Linked DNA regions of Homo sapiens: region 1 is linked to region 2. The links are chromatin contacts, found by Hi-C or POLR2A ChIA-PET in ENCODE. All regions are on one chromosome and are shown on one strand. The core of a region is the stretch at or near the end of the contact, and the rest is flanking DNA. Distances in the headings are between cores, read along the strand shown. Region 1 overlaps KATNIP (katanin interacting protein). Region 2 overlaps KATNIP (katanin interacting protein).

Region 1 (6,631 bases), core at 3,197-5,696, 90 kb after region 2:
TCCCCCGAGCCACGCCATCAGCCTGAGGGTGGCTGGCAGCCCCGAGCACACAGATTTGGGTTATGGCAACTTAGACGTCTCCTCAGATATTGCGGCCTTCCCCGACAGCGTGAACTCCCTGGAGGGTGTGGGCGGGGACGTCCGCACCCCAGACAAGCTCATCGACCAAGTGAACGACACCAGTGATGGCCGGCACATGTGGCTGGCTCCCATCCTGCCGGGCCTGGTGGGTTCCCGGCAGCGGCCACCGCAGCTCCTGGCCCTCAGGCGGGCAGGGGGACTTTCTTTCCCTGGTCTCAGTGACACGTCTTTCTTCCAGGTCAAGTTAATCTCAAGCCAAGATGCTTGGGAGCTGTCAGAAAGGTTTAGGTCTTTGCTAACTTGCCTGATGGGGTCAGCTCTTCCAGGCCAGCAGTTCTTTCTCTTTTATAAGTGGACACCTGGGGCGAAAGGGGTCCCATGGGAATCTGAAGCCAGGAACCCCAGCACAACTGCCTGAGGGCTTGGGCGTCCTGGGTCCCTGCAGGCAGCCCTCTCTGGTTCTCTGCTCTGCCTGGCTTTGCAGCCACTGTGCCCTCTTCCTCCCCACCCAGCTCTCCGCACACTCACGGTTTCTGCCCCTTCCTACATCACCAGGTAGATGACCCCAGTACGGCCGCCCTGCCCTCCTTCTGGCCCTAAATTGGCCTGGTCAGCTCTTCCGACCAACTGACTCAGTTTCCCAGATCTCAAATCTTGCACTGGGTCCTGCTTAGCTTTTAGCTCTGAGGCCTCATGGTGAGAAGACGTGGTTGGTTGTGGTGGAGAGGAAGGGGAGAGGGCATGGACGGGGTGGTCAGCCCCCCTGCAGCCTCTCAGCCCAGGGCCAGGTGCCTGGTAGAGATGCACAGCGGGTTCTTGGCAGCCATATGACTAGGGATGTGTCCCTTGTCCATGCCATGGGACTGAGTGGGGGATCGGGGGCACCTTTTTCTCTGAAAACACAGGAAGGTACAGCATCAGCAATTCTATGACGGAAGTTTTCCAAAGGCCACCCTAAAATTAGACCCCCCCTATTGAGCGTCCTCAGCTTCCCCTGCCCCATTGCAGAGGGGGCAACAGAGCTCTGTCCTCCCTGAGACTCAGGCCACCCACTGACGGCCAGCGGGTATTTTCCATTGTCTAGCACTGGAAGGCCTTTTGGGGTGCGGCGACTTCAGCTGTTGCTCTCGCGGCTGGACTCCAACATCTGTATCTGCTTGAGCCTCACAGGCAACTGAGTTTGGAGACCCTCACCCTGACCTTTATTGTTTCCATGGTCCAGCCAGGAGGCTGGCCCTACCCGAGCAGCCGCACTCCCTCTTGGCATATTCTGAGGATGGTCACAGGCTGGGGACCAGGGCCTGGGGCAGGACTGAGCCTGCAGTCTGTGGCCAGTGTGGAATGCTTATTTCTTGATTCTGTCTTGCAAGGGAGGGCCTCCCCTAATATCTGAGAGCTTTGGTTGGGGGTGGGGAGAGGGAGGGCTGTTTGAGGCTGCTCCGTCCCACTTTTCCCACTGGATTCTGCCCCGATCTAGACAGCCCCCTTTTTACTCCCCCAGCGGAGGTTCACAGACACGCCCTGGACATTGTCCAGCAGCACCTTGGCGTTGCTTCTCAGTGATGGTTTGGGGAAAGGACAGACAGGGTCAGATGCTGATCACCATGGCTGGTGCTCAACCCGAGTTGGGGACTGTCCCTTTAGCTCATGGGGCTCTAGACTATTTCTGGGCCTGACCTGAGGGGACGTGGGGGAGGGCCGAGGATGTTCCCAATCCTCCACTGGCATTTAAATGAGGGCTCCGACAGGCCCAAGAACACAGGCCCTCCAAAAGCCAGCTCAGCGGTTTGTTGCAAATGCAGCCACACGTGACCTGACTCAAGATGGGCTTCGAGGAGATGAAAGGGGGCGGAACTCCAGGCTGGCCCACGTGGCAGGCGCTGCCTTGGGCACCACCGCTCACCCCAGCCCACGCCTGGCACCCCCAGCCCAGCCAAGCGCCTCTGTTTCCAAACATGCCTGTTTTAATTAGTGCCGCTCTCTGACAGGTGAACCGGGTTTATGTGATTTTCGATCTGCCTACCACCGTGTCAATGATCAAACTGTGGAATTATGCGAAAACACCCCATCGAGGGGTGAAGGAGTTTGGCGTAAGTACTTATTAGCTGAGTTTTTTGAGATAATTATGCTCGTTGGTAATTAGGCCGCCGGCAATTATCATTTGTCGCAGTTTGATTTACTTCTCTCTGTTGCAACCCTCAACACAAATGCCTGGTCGTCAGATGCAGGCGAATTTCCCACCCAACCATGAATTCAGAACCTGCTGGCAGTGATTTCAGTGTCACCCTGAGCAAATAGAAAGTGGGTTTTCTTTCGTCTTTTCCTCTAGAATCCCACTGGTTTGGGGCGGTGACCCTGGGATGGGGAAAACAGGGACCCTGGATACCAGAGACCCAAGTTTGCCTCCAGCTCTGCCACTTGTGCTAATGGTATTAAAGCCCCTCGGGCCTCAATTTCCTCATCTGCAATGCATGCTGATAGCTCCTGCCTTTCCCAATGGTTGTGAAGATCTGAAATCACAAGGCAGACACAGCACACAGTAGGCGCTTGTTCCTGACAGCCCCGTCTTCCCGAGGAGAAAGCCTTGGCTCAGAGCAGTAACGCGTTCTGCCCAAGGTCAACGTGGGAGGGACGAGGGGGACCCATGAGTCCTGCCCCGTGTCCCTGCAGCTCCTGGTGGACGACCTGCTTGTGTACAATGGGATCCTGGCCATGGTGAGCCACCTGGTGGGGGGCATCCTGCCCACATGTGAGCCCACCGTGCCCTACCACACCATCCTCTTCACCGAGGACAGGGACATCCGCCACCAGGAGAAACACACCACCATCAGGTAGGGCCCCAGCCGGCCCCATGGCCTCCCCACCAGCCCTAAGGAGGATGGATGGCTGGGACACACGGCCAGGAGCCTGATCGAATCTTGTGTTTCCTTCCTACCCTCAGTAATCAGGCCGAGGATCAAGATGTCCAGATGATGAATGAAAACCAAATCATTACCAACGCGAAACGGAAGCAGAGCGTTGTTGACCCAGGTCAGTGGCGTTTCTCTGCCCAGAGCATTGTGCCTTGGGAGCTCGGTCTGAATATAGAAGGAGCTGGTGGCCTTGCACCCCCACCCTCACCCCTGCCTGCCCCTAGACCGCTCTCCTCTGCCCAGGAGCCTGCCCAAAGGCCTAGGGAGGGACTGAAGAGGATGGAACCAGGGGAGCAACATGCTTCCATCTTCTTGCAGGCACCTGTAACACAGTGGAGCTTCCTGAATCTAAGTGTCGTGGGCACAGAGTGGGGAAGCAGTCAGGGACAGAGCACCATGTTAAAGGGGTTTGCCCCGGGCCGTGGGAAACCAATAGAGGATGCCCAAGGTGAGGGCTTCCCGGAGGAGGTGATGTTTGAGCTGGATCCTAAAGGATGTGAGGAGTGTGCCAGGCAGCCTGGGCAAAGGCTGAGAGGGGTGTTGTGGCAGAGCCTGCTCCAGGCGGAGGGAAGGGGCCAGCGTGCCAGGCGCCCCGAGAGCAGGGACTTTTCCAAGGGCCTTGAATGGCAACCCAGGCTGCTGGATTTCACTGGGGAGTGTGGGGCACCCCTCCAGGGTTTGAGACTTAGTAACTCTGGTCCCTCTGTTCCCTGTCATGACAGCCTTACGTCCCAAAACCTGCATCAGCGAGAAGGAGACGAGACGACGGCGCTGCTGACTGGTGAAGGAGGGAGAGCTGGTCCTCCCACTATGGTGGGCTCCGTCAGCAGCCCCACTCAGTGCCTGCGTCCCTCACCCTCAGTCCCAGGAGCTGGAAGCGAACCACAGTGTTGAGGGGAGCCCGCTGGGAAGAGGGGACTCGGGAGGACAGCCCTGGATACTACCAGAGTGACAGATGGCTGTGGCTGCAGGGCAAAGAGATCCCCTGCAGTTCTGGGTTGGCCACAGGGAGCCCAGGACACCCGCCTTCATGCCTCTGCTGTGAGACCCAGCAAAGCAGGGCCCATGACCACTAGGGCCTGGGCTGACCCTGACTCAGAACAGGACAATGACGGGGTGGGGAGGCATCCCATCCAGCCTCAGAGGGCCCAGAGAATGGCTGAGCAGGACAGTGGGAGACCAGACCCTACCCCGCAACTCCAGTAAGCAGGGCACTGCCCAGGGAGACTGCCTTCAGAAACCTGAGCTTCAGCGGCCAACACCCCCCATCCCCTGCGCATCCTTGTCTCATTTGGGGACTGGTGGAGCTGGCTGAGAGGTTGGGGTAGTTTCCTGGTTACAGGGGTCCACAAGACCCTCTCTCATCCCGGTATAGGGGCCTCTCTCCTCTCATCGGGCCTGATAAGGGATTGGCCAAGGCTGTGTGCATCCTGCAGAGGGAAGGAAGTCAGCTGGGCCACCCGCCATCCACCTTGGCAAGAGCTGGGCCCACTCTGGCAGGCCAGGGTATCATCTGCGTGCTGCTGCCGGGCCAGGAAGGGTGGGTGGGTGGCCAGCAGGCTGGCAGCTCCAGACCCCAGAGGGCCAGAAGAACTCACCCCAGTGCCCTCTGGATGCAGGTGTTGGGGAACACTGAGGACAATCCCCCATCTCCCCTCACCCTTGAGCAGGCCCTCCCTGCACTCTCTGCCACATGTCCCTCCTGGTCTGATCACGGCTGTGCTCACTGATGTGGCTGCTTTCTGTCTCTGCCCCTGTGCCCTTGGAGGCAGGCAGTGAGGTGCTCCTTTCCCAGGCCCCCACCCCTTCTCCCCCTTCAGCCACTTCCCAGCGAGTTGGAAATGTGCCTTGCACCCCCAGCCGAGTGAAGCCCAGAACGCATCTATATGCATCGATGTAACAAGCTCGGATCAGGGACCTAATTGGTTTCCCAGTAGTGGGTAATTTCTCGTTGCAAATATTAATCCGTTGTTTTTCTGGCGCCCAGCCCGGCCCGCCGCAGTACTGTACTCGAGGTACGTTCCTATGCAACCGAGAGCCCCGGCAAATACTTCATGAGCTTAGCAGCCTGGGCTCGAGCAGCTATGCAAACGCGCTTTTCATTTGGAGCACGGGGCTGATGTGAAGATAAGAATTGTTTCTCCTGGAGAAAGATCCATCATTTCTCCAGCTTCCAAGCCCCCGGCACCTCTGCTCAGCTCCCAGATGTGACGAGCACCTCCCGCCAGGGGGAGTCAGGGGTTGATCAAACCAGCTCTTGTGACCCAAACCAGTGCCGCTGCATTAAAGGGAGGCCCAGCTACTCCTTCCCAGCTGAGATGTGGGTACAGGTCAGATTTGTCAGGGAGATGGCACTAACACGACACAAGCTCACTCCCAGAACCGCAGCTGATGTTTATAATAATCGTATGTACTGTGCAATTTAGGAGGGGAAAAAAAGGCTGTACAAGCTTTAACTCTAAAATAAATTTCTATTTTTTTCCTCTTGCAAAATTAATAAAAGATGTTATTAAGAATATAGTCCGAGTCACCGGATTTGGGGTCAGATGGGGAGTCCATGCTGCCTCCAGGAGCTGAGTGACACAGAGAAGCCCTCACTGAGCTGCAGATGGGGTCATGATCTCGCCCTGACTACTCAATGAGATTGTCCTGCCGTATGAGCAGACAACAGTAGCTCATCCATAGAGAGTGGTGATTACATGCCTGGCTCTAACTTGTTTAATCCACGTAACACAACCCTTTGGGGTGGGCACTATTATTATCCTCACTTTACAGATAAGGGAGCTGAGACACAGAGAGGTTGTGCAGCTTTCCTGGGACACACAGCTTTGGAAGCTATTAGCCAATGCACAAATCCTGAGAGGGCCCCTGGAGAGTTGAGGTGGGGGTGACAACACTTGGGTCTTTGGCCCTGGGGTTTCCCTTCACCATGTGTGGATCCTGGAATGGTGGCCCCCAGACCCCCAGTTCCTGGACCTCCTCCCTGCCCACCCCCATGCCCCTGCTGCCTCCAGGGGTGAGTGTTGGCAGCTTGTGGCTTCTGGATAAAGCAGCCCTTGAGTGGAAAGAGGGCTCAGTTGAGGAGGGTCACACTGCAGTTCAGGCACCGGCAATAGCACTGGCAGCAGGTAGGAGAGTCCTTTAGAAACCCTACTTTGCTTCACTGTGTGGGTCAGAGGAGAGAGCCCCCTCTGTCCAGCCAGGAGAGGCCCAGCCCCAAGCATAGAGGGAAAACAGCAGGGGCTCCGGCCGGCCTGCTCCATGCCCCCTGTTCCCTCTGATTTCCTAAGAGACGGGCCTGGCTGTGCCCAGCCATGCTAGTGTTGGAAAGCAGTCGCCCTCCCTCCTTTTGGTGGAAGGATCTCTGGGCCAGCCCTGGAGACCCTCGAGGGCAGCCCAGACCTTCCAGCATTCCCTCTGTGAGAGTGGGAGGCCGGCAGGGGTGTCCCAGCCTCTCAGCTCTGCTGAGCCTCTCCAGCCCCTGCCAGAGCCCTGGGGTGGAGTCCTGTTATTCAGGGGCCAGACAAGTGATGTCAGGGAGTGATGTCAACACTGGCCTGCAAGGACCGTGGTTGACACGGCGGCACAGGCCCTTCGAAGGGGTCAGCCACACCTCAGATCCAAGGGGCCAGCAACAT
Region 2 (7,267 bases), core at 3,360-5,859:
GCTTGACCCCAGGAGTTCAAGACCAGCCTGGGCAGCATGGCAAAACCCCATCTCTACTAAAACACACACAAAAAATTACCTGGACATGGTGGCACGCACCTGTAATCCCAGCTACTCGGGAAGCTGAGGCAGGAGAATTGCTTGAACCCGAGGGGCAGAGGTTGCAGTGAGCTGAGATTGGACCACTGTACTCCAGCCTGGGCAACAGATCGAGACTCTGTCCAAAAATAAATAAATAAAAAATTTAAGAAAATGAAACTAGAGAGAAAACAAGAGTAGAAAAATAAGATGAAACCAGGGGGTGAACAAATGAATGCCTAAAGTAGTCACAGCTGTAACACTGAGCTTCCTGGCCACCATGGCAAAGAAGCATGCGTTCATACAAAAAATGCATGTCACTGGGTCCATTTAATAAAGATCAGATTACCAGCTATTCCTGGTATTTAGTTCTTAGGGTAGTTTGTTCCATCAGTACTCCTAAAGAGGACACTATTTGAGGTAGTGGAATTCTTATTTTGAACAGGTTTGGAGCTCAGCCTTTGCTTATTCAATATACTTGGCTCTAACATAAGTCAAATTTGAAGAAAGAGTTCTGTGGCTAAGAGGAAAGCTGAAAAGCCTGGCATTGTCACTGCTCTCACACTGAAATGGGATTATGGTAGAGCCACATCTCACCTAGATATTAGGCTGTAAAGGAAGTAAAAAGTGCAGGAGACCAGAGTTACCGTTAGAAATCCCTCAAATTGATGATTAAGTGCAGCATGTATTGGTTTATACAGATGACCTCATACAGATACATGAACTCTCAGTAAGCCCAAGACAGTCTGTCTCTCCTCCAGTGTGGGAAAAATCACAGCTTCTTGGCTGAGCCCCAGAAGAAGCAGCTGGCCTTGTTTAGGGTCAGGGTTGTAGGGGAAATGTGTGTTTTTAGACACTGGCATCATGCTCAGAACACTGGGATGTTCACACCACCAGAGACACAAGGAACCTGAAACTTCCTAAAAGTGCAGCAGAATCACAAACCAACTCACTCTCCTCAAGGCAACATCTGGAGGGTGGGCTGCTTGTATGCTTTACTCTGTATCTGGGGTCGGGGAGGGATGTCTTTTTTGGTACATACAGAATTTGACTTTTTATATCTTCTAAGGGAATTGAACCTTTTATCATTATGTGTTGTTTCTCACTCTAGTAATGCTTTTTGCCTTAAAGTCTACTTTGTCTGATATAAAGCTACTCCGGCTTTCTTTTGGTTAGTATTTGTATGGTGTACTGTTTTTTATCCTTTCAGTTTCAAACTTTCTGTATCTTTATATTAAGGTTTGTCTCTTATAAGCAGCACGTAATTGGTTTTTAGTTTTATCCTCTAACAATCTATGCGTTTTAATGGGAGCATTCAGTCCATTTATGTTTAATGTAATTGCTGATATATGTGAGTTTACATCTACTATCTTATTGTTTGCTTTTTATTTGTTTTTCCTGTTTTATGTTTCTCTTTCTCTCCTTTCTTGCCTTCCTTTGAACTGATTGCTTTGTATTATTTCTCTTTTTTCCTGTCTATTAGCTTGTTAGTTATACATTCTTTTTTTATTATTATTCTAGTCATTACCAGAGATTACAACATGCATTCTTGACTTACTAGGGTTTACTTTAAATTAGCAAGTTTACCACTTCTCATTTATTGGAAGTATCTTACAAACTCTAACTCTATTTTTTCCTTTCCCAACTTAAATACTGTTGTATGCATTTTAATTCTCTCTAGCTTTTAAACACCACTAGACATTATTTCTAGTGATTATTACTACTGATTATTATTAGTAGTAGACATTATTACTACTGATTATTATTTTATATAATCAGCAGTAATTTGGATTCGCCCACATTGTTAACCTTTCTGTGCCCTTCACTCCTGGCTACTTCCAGGTCACCCTCACTCCCAGACTGTAGCCTCTGAACCTGTTGCCAGCTCTGCTCAGCTTCCCAGCCTTGTGGCAGCTCTCATCAGAATCAGTAGCACCTTAAGAGGAAAGGCCTCCAAGACGTTGGGTCTACATCTCTGAGTTTCTTTCTCCAGTCTACTATATCCCTGTAATTCTTCACAGCCCTGTTCATTCTCCATGCCTTCAAACGATCTCTTTTTTTTTTCAAATAGATTTTTTAAATATTTAAAAATATTTTCTAGGTTTCCTAGTTGTGTTCCAGCAAGAGGTTGGTCTGAATTAGATAGTCTGCTATTCCAGAAGTGTAACCTTTTGCTTGTACCCCATAAAGAGTTATTTCTCCCCTTGCCCCTTTTTCTTAGACTAAGCCCATAAAATTGAATTTGTGTCAATTAAATGTGTGTGTGATGCAACTCCAAGAGAGCTTCATTCCTTTCTATCACTGCAACTGTCCCTAGTTCTAATGAAAGGGCCTCATGTCCTCTATTGCTCCAACCTCAATCCGTAAGCCTTCCAGAAAAGCTAATATAATCTCCTTCTAGAAACCTGTTGTCTTCTTGAGGGTGAAAGAACATTAGTCTTTAATGCAGAAAGTTTACTGTCCAAGTTGTCACAGTGCTCTAGGGAAGTGATATATCTGAACCACTTTTCCCAGACAAGCTGCCAACCACAGAAATAAAGCAACACCCCTCAGTGTGAGTGAATTAGAGGAATTTGACAGCCCTGTACTTAGTGTTCCTGTCAGGAAAACCTGCAACAGCAAGACCATTCTGCCAAAGTCCAGAGACTCTTAATATATTAGCCAGCGTTCATTAACAGTAAGTGACAGAAACCCTAATCAGCCCAAGCAACAAAGGAGAATGTCTTGCTCACAGACCTAAAAATTCCAGAATAGTAGAATTGGCCTCAGGGATGGTGGGATCCTGGTGCTCAGATGGTCTCTCGGGAAGCTGTTTCATCACTTAGCTTTACACTTCTCTAGCCCAGTGGTTCTCAAACTTGGACATGCATCAGAATTACTTGCAAAGCCAATTAAAACACAGATTGTTGGCCAAGCATGGTGGCTCACACCTGTAATCCTAGCGCTTTGGGAGGCTGAGGCAGGAGACTCATTTGAACCCAGGAGTTCAAGACCAGCCTGGGCGGTGTAGTGAGACCTTGTCTCTATTTTGTTCTTAAATAAAATAATAATTAAAATAATCAGATTGGCCGGACATGGTGACTCACACCTGTAATCCCAGCACTTTGGGAGGCTGAGGAGGGTGGATCTCCTGAGGTCAGGAGTTCAAGATCAGCCTGACCAGTACGGTGAAACCCCATCTCTACTAAAAATACAAGTTAGCCGGACATGGTGGCGGTCACCTGTGGTCCCAGCTACTCAGGAGGCTGAGACAGGAGAATTGCTTGAACCCGGGAGGCAGAGGTTGCAGTGACCCAAGATCGCACCACTGCACTCCAGCCTGGGCAACAGAGTGAGACTCCGTCTCAATAAGTAAAATAAAATAAATCAGATTATTGGGCCCCAATCCCAGAATTTCTGCTTCAGTGTGTCTGAGGTAGAGGTAAGTGTTTTAATTCCTAGCAAGTTCCCAGGCGATCCTGACATTACTGGTTTAGAGAACACACTTTGAGACCCATGTCTCTAGTTACTACCAGGCAGGCATTTCATTGATGGCCTAGAGATGGCCCCCAGTGGCTCCAGGCTTCCTTTACTATCTGCTTTGCAATCCCCAGGTGAGAGAGACAGTTCTTTTCTTAGTTCAAGAACCAGCTCTCTCCTGAACCAGCCTCCCTCCTCCATGGTCAGGGAGAGGTAGTCTGGCATGGCCCAGGCTGAGCCAGAAGTGGAGTCAGATCTGCAAAGATCCACTACAGCCAGGGCCAGGAGTGGGGTCATAGCCACCCAAAAGGCTGAGAAAGGTGAGGAAAGAATGGTTCCCTGAAGGAAACCATAGGTGCTGTGAAGATCATAGTGCCAGGTAGACAAAAGCCACTGCTATCCATTTCATATAAAAATGAACCACATAGGTGGCCAGGCGTAGTAGATCATGCCTGTAATGCCAGCATTTTGGGAGGCCAAGGCAGGTGGATCACTTGAGGTCAGGAGTTTGAGACCAGCCTGGCCAACATGTCAGAACCCCATCTCTACTAAAAATATGAAAATTAGCTGGGTGTGGTGGCATGTGCCTGTAGTCCCAGCTACTCAGGAGGCTGAGGTTGGAGAATCACTTGAACCTAGGAGGTGGAGGTTGCAGTGAGATCACGCCACTGGACTCCAGCCTGGATGACAGAGTGAGACTCCGTCTAAAAAAAAAAAAAAGTCAACCACATAGGACATTTTGCCACAGATTCTACGGAGGCAGTGTAGAGCAATGGACTGTAACATCCAAGAGTAGAAGTCATTTAGTCTGGGGGCCTTGATTGCTGTCCTTGAAAATCACCCGCACTCCTGGGCTCAGGGAGAGACAGTGGCAGAATGATGACAGGGCTGCAGACAGCACCTGCCATCAAGAAAAGTCCCAAAAGCAGCTTTAGAGATGAGAAGAACACAGGCCTTAACAAGCCAGGTCTGTCGGCTAACTATTACTGCCTGACAACCCACCCCAAAATGTAGTGGCTTAAAACAGCAACCGTTTTATGATTGCTCATGAGTCTGTGGGTGGACTGGGCTGTTCTGTAGTGAGCTAGCAGGTGGCTGGGCCAGATGGTCTAGGACAGCCTTACTCACATGTCTGGCAGTTTTGTTTGTCCTGAGGACCTTGGCTAGGACAGCCCATCTTGGCCCCATAGAGTCTTATTCTCTAGCACTGGTGATTTCAGGGCAGCAAGAGAGGACAAGCCCATGCCTGGGTGCTTTTTAAAGACTGCTTGGTCATGATTGCTAATGTCCTGTTAGCCAAAGAAAGTCACCAGGCAGGGCCGGCTGCAGTGCCTCATGCGTGTAAGCCTAGCACTTTGGGAGTCCGAGGCGAGAGGATCACTTGAGCCTGGGAGTTCAAGACCAGCCTGGGCAACAAAGTGATACCTCATCTCTACAAATAATAATAATAATAATAATAAAACTAGCTGGGTGATGTGGTGCATGCCTGTGGTCCCAGCTACACAGGAGGCTGAGGCAAGAGGATGACTTGAGCACAGGGAAGTCAAGGCTGCAGTGAGCCATACTCATTCCATGGCACTCCAGCCCGGGTGACAGAGTGAGACCCCATCTCAGATAGATAGATAGATAGATAGATAGATAGATAGATAGATAGATAGATGATAGATAGATAGATAGATAGATAGAAAAATAAATAAAAATAAAATGAAAGCCACCAGGCCAAGCCCAGCTAGAGAAACAGACACTAGCTCCTAATGGAAAATGCTGCAAAACCACATTGCAGCGGTCCACATACAGGGGTGGGAGGAATTCGTGGCCACTTGTTGCAGTTCCCGATGCCATAGGAAGCAGGTAGCCTGATGACGTTGGCCCATTTGGAAATGCATGGAGGCTTTGGAGCACTCAGGCCTAGAACATTGTCCCAGGGCACACTCTCCCTTCCCCACCTCCCTCTTGGCTTTTAGAAGTGAGTGTGGACATCTGAAGACAAAACAAGGCTATGTCTACCATTTCCCTGGACTTTTTGCCACACAACATAGTGTACAGTTTCAAGGCCTACCAGGCATGTGACCACAGGGAGTGGGGTGCACTGTGGAAACTGGAGCATTTCAGCCCTGTCGAAAGGGGGCGCCATCACCTAGCTCCAGCCGATGGTTCCCACATATGAATACTGTTCCAGGGTTGCCAGATGGTATTACTTTTCAGGAGATGCCAGGAATCCCAATTTTCAGGTGGATTTCCTTTTTTTTTGAGCTTGGCATCTATTTTCAATTTTTCTAAAAAAGTGAAAGTGACACAATACATCTCTGTAGGCAGGTTATGCCTGTGGGCTGCCGGTTTATGATTGCTATAATAGACCCTTGTTGTCCTTAAATTTCATATTCGCCATTTCGGTGGCTTCCCAGGTGACCTCCAAGGCCCCTTGCATGTAGAAAGGGGTAATTTTGCTGAGACTCTGAATTTGAGCTTTTCAAGTCACAGCTGGTGGCTGGTGAGCCGACCGGCAGCCTCGTGCCCTCACGTCTTCTGTGTGACATGTGTTGCATTCATGGTAAATTTCCTGAATTGATACACCTTTTGTTTCTCTGTGAGAGAGAAGAAAGCCAAACACTGGTGAAGTGAAGATAAAGCAAAGTTATCGGAAGAGGGATGGTTCTCAACCAGAAAAGAGCAGTTTGGGAGAAGTTAAAATGTGCAATTTGGCTTTTGCTGGTGGCACAAATGGACTGTGTGAATAGATCCACCATCCTCTAGGTCTGTGATGGGAATAAATCCACCATCATGGGGTATTCAGGCTAGCATTCGCCCAAGTGAGCGATGAGAGCATCAAAAAGAATTAAAAGGTGGTTACCTCGTGTGCACGTGTGTGCGGTGTGAGGGAGTGCACAGAGGGAACGTGATTTTGGAGAACTGGGGCGCCATGTAGGACGGTTCTGGAAAGCCAGGATGGGAAAAGCTCTGGTAGTGGAGCTGCAGCATTGACCTTCACTTGGAGAAAGGGTGATTTAATTTTTAAAAGCATGTTCTTAGCATAATATGACTCAAAGGGCACAGACAGCACCTGATGATCATGTTGCTGGAGGAGCATTTCCTCCCAAATGAAAGACGCTCAGGGGCAAAAGGGTCTGTGCAGATAAAACTGGTCTCTACTGGAGAAAGATGCCTTTGTGACTCTCCTTGTCCAAGAGGAAGTGAGCATAGGGCTGCAGCAGCCAAGGACAGATCATCCCGCCTGCTCACAGGTCATGAGACGAGCTTCCAAGCTATCTCAGAGGCCTCTTGTTCCATCCCAGCCCCAGACTGATGAGGCATAAGAGGAACAGGCTCTTGCCCAAAGATTGGCAGTAAAAAGATAAGGGTCACCACATGGTTCTTTTTAGACAAATTTTATAAGTGCTTCATGCGGGAAATGGTGAATGAGCTTGTGAATTTCAGGTTCTACTTGTCCTGGTGCTGCCCAAGCCTTCTACCAATGCTGGTGTTTGCACCCCACGTGTCAGGTGCTGGTGCATTTGTTTAGCTTTGACACAATCTTGGTCCCTTATTTATGGAATTGTCTATAGGGTCTAAAGGGAGCTTGATTTTTTCAACTGTGCTTTACTACAGATGATGGAGAGAACCATGTGGTTGGGTGATATTCACAAATACTTAGATTTACAAGGTTTGGGGTTTAAGTCATTTTTCATCCATCCATTTAGCAAAAATTATAATGCCAGGTGTCAGGGATACA

What was found. Hi-C counts contacts between places; a loop is a spot of excess contacts on that map. ChIA-PET counts read pairs that join two places held with the same protein, here RNA polymerase II (POLR2A). Pooled maps may share reads with other maps.
Region 1: a map of prostate gland shows a loop between it and region 2 (2.0-fold over the local background). The contact joins two enhancer-like sites. A Hi-C loop is called at or near these places in 3 of 168 maps with a recorded cell type or tissue (dorsolateral prefrontal cortex, endothelial cell of hepatic sinusoid and prostate gland) and 1 of 50 pooled maps. POLR2A ChIA-PET finds 5 or more read pairs at or near these places in 2 of 52 experiments (OCI-LY7 and activated B cell).

What each region holds. Positions count from the first base shown.
Region 1 is chr16:27,774,859-27,781,489 of GRCh38, forward strand. KATNIP (katanin interacting protein) reads left to right here. Exons shown (of 28, transcript NM_015202.5): 24 at 87-226; 25 at 2,070-2,171; 26 at 2,752-2,912; 27 at 3,023-3,111; 28 at 3,716-5,486. The coding sequence ends at 3,771. Among named protein-coding and RNA genes, the nearest start is that of KATNIP, 230 kb to the left of the region's middle. RefSeq lists an enhancer at 1-117. Within about 2 kb of position 4,447, at least 3 of the 41 ENCODE cell types and tissues checked have a DNase peak (open chromatin) inside an H3K27ac peak, as active enhancers do; they include dorsolateral prefrontal cortex, where a contact is called at or near this core.
Region 2 is chr16:27,685,167-27,692,433 of GRCh38, forward strand. The region is part of intron 8 of KATNIP (katanin interacting protein); the gene reads left to right. Among named protein-coding and RNA genes, the nearest start is that of KATNIP, 140 kb to the left of the region's middle. Within about 2 kb of position 4,610, at least 2 of the 41 ENCODE cell types and tissues checked have a DNase peak (open chromatin) inside an H3K27ac peak, as active enhancers do; they include dorsolateral prefrontal cortex, where a contact is called at or near this core.